Linked DNA regions of Homo sapiens: all the other regions are linked to region 3. A link is a contact called in ENCODE Hi-C or POLR2A ChIA-PET data. All regions are on one chromosome and are shown on one strand. The core of a region is the stretch at or near the end of the contact, and the rest is flanking DNA. Distances in the headings are between cores, read along the strand shown. Region 1 has its middle 64 kb from the start of ULK4. Region 2 overlaps ULK4 (unc-51 like kinase 4). Region 3 has its middle 60 kb from the start of ZNF621.

The links. A loop is a pair of places that touch in the nucleus more often than their neighbours do. ChIA-PET counts read pairs that join two places held with the same protein, here RNA polymerase II (POLR2A). Pooled maps may share reads with other maps.
Region 1: a map of posterior cingulate gyrus shows a loop between it and region 3 (7-fold over the local background). The contact joins two enhancer-like sites. A Hi-C loop is called at or near these places in 1 of 168 maps with a recorded cell type or tissue (posterior cingulate gyrus) and 4 of 50 pooled maps. POLR2A ChIA-PET finds 5 or more read pairs at or near these places in 1 of 52 experiments (activated CD4-positive, alpha-beta T cell).
Region 2: a pooled map shows a loop between it and region 3 (3-fold over the local background). The contact joins two enhancer-like sites. A Hi-C loop is called at or near these places in 1 of 168 maps with a recorded cell type or tissue (heart right ventricle), 6 of 37 single-sample maps with no recorded cell type and 6 of 50 pooled maps.

The regions. Positions count from the first base shown.
Region 1 is chr3:42,023,794-42,028,105 of GRCh38, forward strand. It overlaps a transcript of TRAK1 not described here. Among named protein-coding and RNA genes, the nearest start is that of ULK4, 64 kb to the left of the region's middle. RefSeq lists an enhancer at 545-1,463. Within about 2 kb of position 1,397, at least 30 of the 41 ENCODE cell types and tissues checked have a DNase peak (open chromatin) inside an H3K27ac peak, as active enhancers do.
Region 2 is chr3:41,689,598-41,694,096 of GRCh38, forward strand. The region is part of intron 27 of ULK4 (unc-51 like kinase 4); the gene reads right to left. Among named protein-coding and RNA genes, the nearest start is that of ULK4, 270 kb to the right of the region's middle. Within about 2 kb of position 1,739, at least 2 of the 41 ENCODE cell types and tissues checked have a DNase peak (open chromatin) inside an H3K27ac peak, as active enhancers do.
Region 3 is chr3:40,583,342-40,587,250 of GRCh38, forward strand. It overlaps the pseudogene RPL5P10. Among named protein-coding and RNA genes, the nearest start is that of ZNF621, 60 kb to the left of the region's middle. RefSeq lists an enhancer at 617-1,117. Within about 2 kb of position 1,375, at least 6 of the 41 ENCODE cell types and tissues checked have a DNase peak (open chromatin) inside an H3K27ac peak, as active enhancers do.

The DNA of each region.
Region 1 (4,312 bases), core at 147-2,646, 1.4 Mb after region 3:
TCCAGGCTGGAGTGCAGTGGCACAGTCTTGGCTCACTGCAGCCTCCGTCTCCCGGGTTCAAGCAATTCTCCTGCCTCAGCCTCCCGAGTATCTGGGGATTACAGGCGCCTGCCACCACGCCTGGCTAATTTTTATATTTTTAGTAGGGATGGGGTTTCGCCATGTTGGCCAGGCTGGTCTCGAATTCCTGACCTCAGGTGATTCGCCCTCCTTGGCCCCCCAAAGTGCTGGGATTACAGGCGTGAGCCACCGTGACCGGCTACTCCTGAGATTTCTAAGTGGAGATGTTTAGGGCAGTGGGACGTCTGGGCCTGACACTTCGAAGAGGGATAGGAGTTTGAGGCAAGGGTTTGGGGACCATTCCTGTGTAGTGATATCCATGTGTAGGAGAACTCACAGAGGAGTAGTGACTAGAGATTGGGAGAAGACCAGAATTGCTGGGGGAGGGAGTGTTCTTTTGGTGAAGGGTAGGGTTCACAGGGTTACTCTGCTGTGAGAGGCCAAGTGAGATAGAAGCTAAAATATCTTTTGGGTTTGTTTATACATAGTAGGTATGCAGATATTTCTAGTTGTATCATTTGGTTCTTTGTTTTTCAGAAGAGATGCTGGCTTAGCCTTGTAAACATCGCAGTTGCATAAAAGTATTTATGATAGTCCTTAAAATGCTGTAATTATCTTTGAAGTTTTATAATTTTGCAGTGTTTAACTTATGGCAGCAATAGCATTGGTATTTTAAATCAAAACAGAACACTGTCAAGGGTTACATAACTTATTCATGATATTAACAAGATATAAAGCACCATGTTTTTGTGTGTAACTGTTTAACAGTAGATGAAGTTAATGATTGCCCACTTTCAGCTAATCATATGATTGCTATTGAAATAAGTACTTGCTAGACAGGGATAGAATCTAGTAATTTGTTAGCTTCAGTACTTCATGCTTGCATACACACCCATGCTATTGTGTTACCAAGCCTGAGTTTTGAAATGTGGCGTTCTTTGTCTTTTTCTGGTGAATAAACCCCATACGTCTTACCATAGCCATTTGACTCTTCCTGGCTGTCAGGATGTGTTGCCCTGGACTGAGAGTGAGAGATCCCAGATTTTTCAGCTTCTCTTCCAATTGCTAGGGATACCACATCAGTGCCAACGTGAGTCTCCTCTTGTCACTTTCTGCTAGGCTTCCCCTTAGAAGCTGAAATTCTTTCCCTTCCTGATGCTAAGTTGCAGTTTCTTAAAATGCTAGAGAGCTTTTAAAAGCATACCGTGATGGGAATTAGTTTCAAAAGATTATACCAGAGGGGGTTAAAACTTGCCAACCTTGTAAAAACCTAACTTCTTTGTTTACGTCCTCCCTGCCCCGCTTTCTGCTGTGCTTGGTTTCCTCCTAGCAATATGCCTTGGTCAGGGGGAGAGTCTTCCTGTCAGACATAACTTCCCAGACCAGCACTCCTGGAGGGGCCTGTACCTCAGACCCTGGCAACGAGGCACGCTGGGGCACGCTGGCCTTTCGTTGTGGTGTAGAAAATTTTTCATTTGGAATTCCATTTTAAAAATAAGTATAGGGTTATTTATATCTTCTTACATTAATTTTGATAAGTTGTGTATTTTAAGGGCTTTATCCACTTTATCTAAGCTACTGAATTAATTGGCACAATTATTACTCTTTCAATGTCCATAAGACCTGTAGTGATGTCCCCATATTTTATTTCTGGTATTTGCCTTTCATGTTAAGAATGTGTCTGTTCAAAGGGAGAGGGGAAGGAGAAAAGAAGAATGTGTCTGTTCAAAGGACTGCTGGATCAGGGTAACTTAGCTCAAGAAAATGAGAAGGGGTGGTTTCTGGAAGGGGAGAATGAAAGCCGTGGAGGAAATAAAGCATGAATGTGGGGGAGGGCGGGGGCGGGGACTGCTTCTCTTGCTGGCTGCCTTCTCTCTCTGGAGAATCTGCTGGAGAAGGAGCAGTCACGTGGGTGGTGAGCTCATTAGGCTGGGGACACCAGCTGTGCTATTATTAGGGCTTTTAAAGTCCGTGGCAGATGTTCTTAGGCGGTGTTCCAGCCTTGTTCACTTCCCACATATGGCATGATACTGTACACAGAAAAAAGAGGGACTCTTTAACAAATAGCTTTTCCATGAAATGCATCACTATTTTTTTCCCATGAACTTTTTTCTTTTCTTTCTTCCTCTGTCTCTGTTTCTTTGTTTCTCTCTCTGCTGTTTGTTCTTTCTTCTTTCTCCGTTTATCTTTCTCCCTCTGTCTCTTTCTTGCTTTCCTCTATTTTTCTGTATTCTCATTCTCCCTGTCTCTCCCTCCATCCCTCCTTTCTATACTTCCTTCTTTTGTCCTTTGAGGCCCTTTTTATTTAATCCTTTGTGAAACTAGAAGAGGACTCAGAGGCACATGAAGAAAGTTTGTCTATTTTAGATTAAAAGTGAGCCTTAGCATTTCATAGAAAGTATAAGAAATGTGGGTAAGTCTCAGGGTGATCATATACTAGAGAATTTTTTTGACAAGAGCCTGTTTTGAATTGCGTGGTTAGCTTGCTGCCTCTTCACTCCTCTGGCACAGTGGTAGTTTTTGTACAGGATCGCTTTTACCTCAATGGACTGATAAGCTAGCCAGGGCACCGATTATTTTTACATACCAATTTGTGTGTTGTTTGTTTGGCTAATCACCTCTTCTGCAGCTGTTATCCTGGATCTCAGTGATCAAAGAGATCAGTGATCTCTTTTTTTTTTTTTTTTTTGAGACAGAGTCTCACTCTGTTGCCCAGGCTAGAGTGCAGTGGCATGATCTCAGCTCACTGCAACCTCTGCCTCCCAGGTTCAAGTGATTCTCCTGCCTCAGCCTCCCGAGTAGCTGAGACTACAGGCACGTGCCACCACGCCTGGCTAATTTTTGTATTTTTAGTAGAGATGGAATTTCACCATGTTGGCCAGGCTGGTCTTGAACTCCCGACCTCAGGTGATCTGCCTGCCTCGGCCTCCCAAAGTGCTGGGATTACAGGCGTGAGCCACTGCGCCTGGCCAGTGATCAACTTTTGTCAGTAAGCTTCCATGTGTAGACCCTCCTTCTCCCCTCATATTTATAGTAACCCATGTCTTAGCTTGGAGTTATAGGGTATAATCAATATCAAATTTACTTAAATAACTGCTCTGGTAGACTGACTTTCTACAGGAAATGGGCTCTTATGTGAATGTAACCTCAATGTATACTCTTTAATAAAATCTCAGAATGATGCAAGCTTCATTATAGTTGTTTCCTACTGTTTATTTCAAATTTGATATTTTGATATATTTACACTAATTTTATAGCTAAGCACAAAATTAATTACCCCATCATTTTTATTTCAAAAATAATGAGATAATATGTGCATACATTAGTGGCATATCTTACTCTAATAATGGCCACAACTGTCAGAAGTACATTTTCAGAAAAGCTTTTTGGCCGGGCGTGGTGGCTCACGCCTGTAATCCCAGCACTTTGGGAGGCCGAGACGGGCGGATCACGAGGTCAGGAGATCGAGACCATCTTGGCTAACATAGTGAAACCCCGTCTCTACTAAAAATACAAAAAATTAGCCAGGTGTGGTGGCGGGCACCTATAGTCCCAGCTACTCGGGAGGCTGAGGCAGGAGAATGGCGTTAACCCGGGAGGTGGAGCTTGCAGTGAGCCCAGATCACGCCACTGCCCTCTAGCCTGGGAGACAGAGCAAGACTCCATCTGAAAAAAAAAAAAAGTAAAGCTTTTCTAATCCAGGCGTTTTTCTTCAAAATAAAGTAAATATATCTATTTTCAAAAAGTACTTTTGTATTTTAAACATTATTTAGTTGTAGAAAATATTTTTTAAAAAGCCCCAAACCTAAACTATACAGTGAGGCCAGTATGAGAATAGAGGTACTGAAATGGGTAACTAATTATTTATTAATATGTTTATTTCCCTGCGAATTCAGAGACTGGGAAAGAAAACCAGGAACAACCATTTTTCACTTCTCTAATTTTATCTGAAGGAGGGGAATCATAAAGTAGGAAGCCTTTTATCTCAATGGCAGACTCTGTTATTTTTTTTTGAGATGGAGTTTCGCTCTCGTTGCCCAGGTTGGAGTGCAGTGGTGCGATCTTGGCTCACTGCAACCTCCGCCTCCTGAGTTCAAGCCATTCTTGTGCCTTAGCCTCCTGAGTAGCTGGGATTATAGGCGCCAGCTATCATGCCCAGCTGATTTTTTGTATTTTTAGTAGAGACGGGGTTTCATCATGTTGGCCAGGCTGGTCTCAAACTCCCGACCTCAGGTGATCCACCTGCCTTGGC
Region 2 (4,499 bases), core at 489-2,988, 1.1 Mb after region 3:
AAAACAAACAACCCCATCAAAAAGTGGGCAAAGGACATGAATACACACTTCTCAAAAGAAGACATTTATGCAGCTAAAACACACATGAAAAAATGCTCACCATCACTGGCTATCAGAGAAATGCAAATCAATACCACAATGAGATACCATCTCACACCAGTTAGAATGGTGATCATTAAAAAGTCAGGAAACAACAGGTGCTGGAGAGGAGGTGGAGAAATAGGAACACTTTTACACTGTTGGTGGGACTGTAAACTAGTTCAACCATTGTGGAAGTCAGTGTGGCGATTCCTCAGGGATCTAGAACTAGAAATACCATTTGACCCAGCCATCCCATTACTGGGTATATACCCAAAGGATTATAAATCATGCTGCTATAAAGACACATGCACACGTATGTTTACTGCGGCACTATTCACAATAGCAAAGACTTGGAACCAACCCAAATGTCCAACAATGATAGACTGGATTAAGAAAATGTGGCACATATACACCATGGAATACTATGCAGCCATAAAAAATGATGAGTTCATGTCCTTTGTAGGGACATGGATGAAATTGGAAATCATCATTCTCAGTAAACTATCGCAAGAACAAAAAACCAAACACCGCATATTCTCACTCATAGGTGGGAACTGAACAATGAGAACACATGGACACAGGAAGGGGAACATCACACTCCGGGGACTGTTGTGGGGTAGGGGGAGTGGGGAGGGATAGCTTTAGGAGATATACCTAATGCTAAATGACGAGTTAATGGGTGCAGCACACCAGCATGGCACATGTATACATATGTAACTAACCTGCACATTGTGCACATGTACCCTAAAGTATAATAATAATAAAATTAAAAAATAATAATAATTTTTAAAAAAGAAAAAAAAAACTTTTCTCACAGGCCTTCTTCCTTCACAAGCTCTGGGCTCCTATTCTGCTGCCTAACTTTTTGGCTTCTAGGCAGCCCTCCTCTTTGTTTCTGCCTCCTTTCCTCTTTTCTTAGCTCTCCCACCAACCAATACATTTTTATTTCTTATGCAGACAAATTTTAGCTACTCTGCTACCCCCATCCCCTTTCTTCATCCAGGGTTCTACGCCACTCCCCAGTCCTACCTACAAAAGAAAGAGAAGCTCAATACAGACCATCCATGGCCTCATAGTTATAGAAAGGCCAGGCATATGTTTCCAGGTAACTGCTTTTCTGTCTTCAACCAGACCACCTTTCCAGGACAGAGCACCTATATGCAAAAGGGGGGTACTTCCCTCATAATCCAAGCTCATAATGTTATAGCAGGTAGTCAGGCAGACATGAGCAGGGCAGGAGAGGGCACCCCACCCCAACCAGGAACATCAGGCAACATCAGGTGATAGGCGGTTGTTAACTGTCTCTCTAAAATTATTGGTCACAGTCAGTGCTAGGGAAAGGCAGTCTCCCTAGATAGAAACACCTGAAACTGGTGATCAGAAGCTTCCTCGTAAGATCTAAGGAGTTAGGTGACTGGGCTCAACATGTGCACTAAGAGGCAAAATGGCAGAGTTTGGTATATGACCTTCTAGGAACATTCTAGTGGTAAAGGAAGAACTGCCTCAAGTGAGCATGTGTATAACTCCAGTAAACACAGTGCACATGCAGCCCCTGCCAAGTTCTGGAGGCCCCTGCACATACGAACAACCCACCCCAAGGGAAGCATCAGGGGGAAAGAGATGCAGACCCTGGAAGCATGCCAACATATAAAGCCCCAAGTCCAAGGTCAAACCACAAACTTGAGTCTCTCAAGTTGCCCACTTGGCCCTCTTCCAACTGTACTTTACTTCCTTTTGTTCCTGCTATAAAACTTTTAAATAAACTTTCACTCCTGCTCTAAAACTTGCCTTGAGTCTGCCTATGCCCCCGAGTCAAATTCTTTCTTCTGAGGAGGCAAGAACTGAAACTGTGGCAGACCCATACGGATTTGCCACCACTAACAATACCTCCCCCAAAGATGGGAAATTCTCTCTTCCAAATATCCATTTTAAACAGTATTATCTATTTATTTATTTCCTTTAACATCCATTGATTTTTATCTAAAGTAGTGGCTAAATTGTCTTAGGACCTGAGAAATTTCAAACCCGTTAACACACCAACACAAAGAATGAGTTAATACTACACTTATTGATTAATCATGTTACAGGATGTTTGGAGAGTGCAGTCTGATACATGATGAACCTCAATCTGCATTTTGAGAAATCAAATTAAAATTGTACGCTTTAATGACAACCCAACACCAAACAGCAACAATGCAGCAAGACAATAAAGAACAACAACAAAAAAGGACAAAGCCCTAAAAATTATCTTCATCAAATCACTTCTTTTTTTTTTTTTTTTTTTTTTTTTTGAGACTGAGTCTCGCTCTTTCACCCAGGCTGGAGTGCAGTAGTGCGATCTCAGCTCACTGCAAGCTCTGCCTCCTGGGTTCACGCCATTCTCCTGCCTCAGCCTCCCAAGTGGCTGGGACTACAGGCGCCCACCACCGCCCCCGGCTAATTTTTTGTATTTTTAGTAGAGACGGAGTTTCACCGTGTTAGCCAGGATCGTCTCGATCTCCTGACCTCGTGATCTGCCCGCCTCGGCCTCCCAAAGTGCTGGGATTACAGGCGTGAGCCACCGCGCCGGCCCATTAAATCACTTCTAATTCATAGTGAGAAAACCACGACGACACAATCTGACACAGTATATGACAGCAAACATGTTCTAAACCTTTGAGTGGGCATGGCTTTGCTCACTGGTACGGGGTCACCTTATTAAAATAGAGACTGAATCATTGAGACAATAGACAATGAGTACCTTTTTGCTGCTGTGGAGTTGGATAATTTGCTCACCAATGTTCTGCCCTTCCAGAATCTTCCACAGAATTTATACATATACGTTATATATTTATATATACTACTATATGCTACATATTTTATGACATATATAATATATATTTAATGGTATTAAAATAAATACCATTGCACCCTAATCAAGCTCCTCTGTACCAGTGATCTCTATTATAAAATTCTATCAGTCATTATTTATTTTAGTGTAGGGATAATATATGGAATAATCCAAGGAATTTTAATAATTAATACTAGTAATATTGATTTCTTAAAGACATTCACTTGTGCTAAAGTTCATTTGACAATGTGCTCTGAAAGCAGAGACCTACTGAACTTTTTGAAAATGGAAATTCCTAAGTCTGGTGACTTTTATTTCGTTGCTCAAAAACTAGGACCCCCACCCATTTTTTTAAAAATGTGTGAATACATATGCACATTAGCTTCTGTGTATGTCAGTTTCTCTGCATGTTAATGATTCTCAATGGTATGTCCCAAATGAAATCAATGTCTGTGACTTAGGAATGCTAAGACAGCTCTGGGACATTTAAGCTAAATAATAGTAAATGCATTGGAAATTCATAAATAACACTTGCATCACTAAACCTTATTTTACTTGTTCTTAAAGTTATTGTTGCCCAAGATGATGCTTTGTTTAAATCTTCTTTACAATATTAAACAGCTATAAAAATGTTAAGGAATTCCCATGGCCACATTAGGTTGGTAACACACTATTGGGAAGACTGTGTCGAAACTAGCATTCTCATGCATTGCTGGTGAGAAAGAAAAATGGTAAAAGCCTATATAAGGGATTCTGGCAGTATCTAACAGAAGTACAAGTGCATTTACTCTTTGATCCCAAAATCACTCTTCTAGCGATTAAACCAGTAAATCGCAATTTACCCTGAAGATACACCTACAACAATAGGAAACTAAATATGAACAAGGTTATTTATTGCTTATAATTACAAATATTAGCAACTACCTAGTGGGCCAAACATTGGTGGAATACTAAACTTGTCTTAATAAAGAGTGAGAAAAATCTCTAAGAACTGATATGGAGTAATTTCTAACACTCATTATTAAATGAAAAGGCAAAATGCAAAAGAACATATATAGTATGTTACATTCAGTATAAGAAGGAAAAATAAGAAAACACATGCCCACTCTACAGAAAGAAATATTAAAAGGACAAACCAGAAAACAATGAAGCTGTTTATCTACAAGAGTAATGAGAGTATGATGGAATGGCAATGGAGTAGGAGGGATATATATTTCAGGGAAGGGAGTGACACTGCTCTGAATATATCTTTTTCTATAGTTTTAACTCTTTTGGAAGCACATTCATGCTCTACATATTTTAAAAATTAGAAGCAACAAAAGAGGAAGGAGAAAAAGAAAACCTAAAATTGAAAGCAAATGGAGACAAATCAACTGTACTTCAAACGAATATTATAACCACACTAGGAGTGGGGAAGGGAGCTAATCCAAGTACCTTATGAACACAGTATTGACTATATACTCCCAGTGTTGCTTGGAGATGACAAGAGGTTGGGAAGGCAAAGAATTCTGCAAACAAATCGTGACCTCATTTGGTTTGTTTTGATACTGGTTTCAGTGAAGCAATTCCATAACAATTTATTACAGGA
Region 3 (3,909 bases), core at 125-2,624:
CCGAGGCGGGTGGATCACCTCAGGTCAGGAGTTCAAGACCAGCCTGACTAATATGGTGAAACCCCGTTTCTACTAAAAATACAAAAATTACCTGGGCATGGTGGCACATGCCTATAATCCCAGCTACTTGGGAGACTGAGGCAGGAGAATCTCTTGAACCTGGGAGGCAGAGGTTGCAGTGAGCTGAGGTTGCGCCACTGCACTCCAGCCTGGGTGACAGAATGAGATTCTGTCTTAAAAACAAAAAACAAAAAACAAAAAAAACTCCAGAGGTGGAAGACAGCAAAGCAGCTTTGCCTTGCTTGAGAGGTAAGTGGGCCACTTAGGAGGGTTCAGAAAAGGAAGGAAAACCCAAAGGTACACTACAGAGTCTTAAACTAACAACGCTGGCAGAAAACCAAACGCCCTCAGGAGTGTCTGGTCGTTCCTGTGACAGCCAGGACTAGGCAGGCCAGAGGGCCCAGATGAGCGCTGGCCTTGCCTGTAGCAGCAAGGCTGGAGGTCCTTCACACTAGATTAAACACAGATCACTTGGAAGGCCCTTGCATGCCCAGCCCCCTCTGAAGGTCACTGATCCTGAGTGTCTGGCACTGAGTTGTAGCTGCGGCCAAATGGGAAGTGCCTGGTCAGAGGTTATGTTGGCATGGTGTTTACAGAGTCAGTCCCTGTGTGCGGAGACACAACCCAAAGCGGCCAGGGCTGGTGGAGAAATGCAGGGCCATCAGGAGATTCCAGAGGCCATAGTGTGATCAGGATGTTTCTCGCTCTACAAATTTTCCTGAGCCCTGGCTCAGGGCCTGGTACTCTGCAGGGGCCTGGGATCAAGAAGCCTCTCCTAACTGCCCAGCAGGGGTAAAGACCCCTGATCCAGGACCACACCCAGCTTGAGGGATGGGAAGATACCTCCTGCCGCCCTACTCCTAGCTTGGCCCTATGGGCCGGGTGTCTTCTGGGCTGGTATGGTCCAGTTTGGGTACTGGAGCTGCAGTTCTATCATTCCATCTTCCCTGAGGAGAGGATCTTGGTGTTGATGGCCAACCGCACATAGGGCCATGGAAGGAGCACCAGTGTCCAATACCAAAACTGGATAAGCCAGTTGCATCCAATGGGTAAATCTCTTAACTTCTCAATTTTTCACCTGTGAAAGGGATTGACGTCTCTACCTTGCAGGGTTAATGGTTGAACGGGACAATGTGTAACGCTGAGGCCCAGGCCCAGCTCAGTCTTCCAGCTATAGCCTGGCACCTTGTAGAGGAGCATTCTCCTGCCACCCTGAGCTGGATGGACAGAAAAAGTCTCCACTGATGAGCAGAGGCCTGGCTGAGCCATTGGCCCCCGGACTTGGCTTGCTTTCTGGCCAGCCTGAGGCTCATGGCCTGCAGGGGGCAGCAGCGGGACGCACCGCCTAGGCCAGGTCTCCTGGCCCGGCTGCTTGGCTCTCTCTGCAGAGTCTGGGATGGAAAGTTCTCCTTTGCGCAGTGAATGCAGCTTGGGTCGATTTGTTTTTAAATGGGTAATGTTTGCAGTTCTTTTATACAAGCCCTTCACATCTGGCATTCAAAGAAGATAATCAGTCTAGACTATCAGACCCGATAGCAGCTTGTATGAAATTTGGGCCCGACTTTGCAGTAAAAGTGCCTCCCTGCTCCACGCCGGCGCTCCCTCCCTCTCCCTCCTTCTCTTCTTGTGACCTTTTATCTCAGCGGGAGCCCTGACTAGAAAGAGGGTTCTGGAAATGTGGTGTGTTTCTCATTAAGTTTCTGCAGCATAAAAGTCACGTGATGCAAAGCTTTTTTTTTCCCCTGTCTCCTGTCTTTCCCCTACGTAACTACAGTAACTCCTGCTGCTTAGGTTCCATTTAATTTGAGATGATTGAAGGCCGAAATCTTGTTGATACGAAGATTAAAAAAAGTCTGTTTCTAGGGTGCTGGTGGTATGTTTGGTTCATTTTTCCTTGGCAGTATGTTTTCCTTGGTGGTATGTTTGGTTCATGTTTCCTTGGTCAAACAATTCCCAATAAAATCGGTCCTCTGCTAGGGACCAAACAGCCCCTTTTCTTTTCTCTTTGCACATCTGTAAATTTCTTTCTTTAAAACTTGAGGCTCTGACTTGGGAGATTTTCATGCTGGGTGGCCAGACTTCTGAGAGGGCCCAAAGGAACCTTGTGGGGCTGTGAGGAGTCTCAAAGCACTAGGAGGGCCACTGCCGTGAACAGCTGCTCTCTTCCCTGCATCTGTTGAGAGACTCTCATCTGAGCCCGGTGGTCTGTGGCAACAAATGGAGACAGAGAGCAAGAGAGAGCGAGAGGTAACGAGAGAGAGAGAGAGCACCATAGGTTCTGACAACTGCTCGAGTCTCCTTTATCTTCTCCTGGGACCAGAGGCTGCAAGCCCTACACTACCTCTCTCAGTATAAAGCCACAGGTTAAAGTTTGTGCAGCTGATGTCTCAAAATAGGCCCCCAGCTTCATGCCTAAAGCACAGTTTCATGAGAGCATGAATTGAGTCACACTTGTGCAAGTGAGCGTTACAGTCACATTGTTGGTGCAGACCAAAGGTCCCTCCCTACCCACTGCTCTACAATGCTCAGCCACTGGCCTCCTCTTCCCTTGGGCCCCTCAGCATGGTCTTCAGCAGCTGGGGGAGGGGCCAGCCTTGCATCTTCCTTTGAAGAACAATGGGGTCCTGGAGTTCAGGGGTCAGTATCATCACTGCCTCATAGTCTTTGAGGGGCAGACTTGCCCATTGGGAGGCAGATCCTCAGGTGATGGCTGTCTCAATACCTGGCTTTTTGCTGACTTTTGTCCTTCCCTTCCCCTCCTGCAGCATCATTTCACCCTCTATTACCAACATTCACAGAAGCCTTTACGATTCAGCCCCACCCGCTTAAGCTTTAGTTCTGAACAACAGAAGAGAAACGAGGAGAAGAGGTATCCATTTCTAGTCTGACTGCCATGAACTCCCTGGGAGACCCTGGGGAGTCCCATCCACCATCTGCGCTTGTCCTTGTCTTCACAATCTGGGGTGGATTTGAGGTTTGCTCAACTCCCTTCCAAGTCAAAGAGTTTGTAGTAGGGGTCAGGAAACAATTGCCTGGAGAAGTCTGCTTTTCTTTCCTTCTTTTTCTCTTTTAGCAGCTTAGTCAATAAATTTATTGTCTTTATCTGAAAAATTCTCATAGAAAATTTCTTGGTTTAGCTCTCAGCAGCCTGTTCTCAAGCTCTGATGAAGCTTGCCTTCTTTTGAGCTACCCAGTGTTTCTTCTGGGCAAGAGACGTTTTGGGACAATTCCACTTTTTCTCTTTAGCTTCTTTCTTGGGCTTCTTTTCATAACCTGGATTCTCTCATATAGCAACGTGGGCTTTCTTACACATCTCCTCCATCATGTATGGAGTTATGCTGTTCTTTATGTATTGAGAAAACTGTTTCTTGTAAGATCTTCAGCTTCTTCCATTAGGTAATGCATGTAATCTGCAACATTCTGACCCATGATGTGCTTCCTATGTACTTCTGCATTAGATGCCTTGCTTTCAGAATCATAAGCAGGGAATCTGTTATTGTGTACTGTGAGAGATGGAGAGGCCTCCATTCACAGCCCCCTTCAGAGCCCCCAAAACTTTATTACTAGTGGTGGTTCTGGCAAGGCCTGCCTTCAAATAGCAGGTAAAATCACCCAGCTGACCATCAATGTTTTCCACGTTGTGTTCATCTCTGGTCACCTCCACTTGGCCTTCATAAATCTTGACCATGCCAGACTTACTGAGAAGCCTGCAGGCCAGCAGCAAGCCAGTACAATATGCTGTAGCATAATGTGTCAGGCCAACCTTCACACCATATTTTGGCAGTTCATATGCTTAAGCTGTGCAGACTATCATATCCCCTCCTATACAGGCATAAGCAATCTGACAAA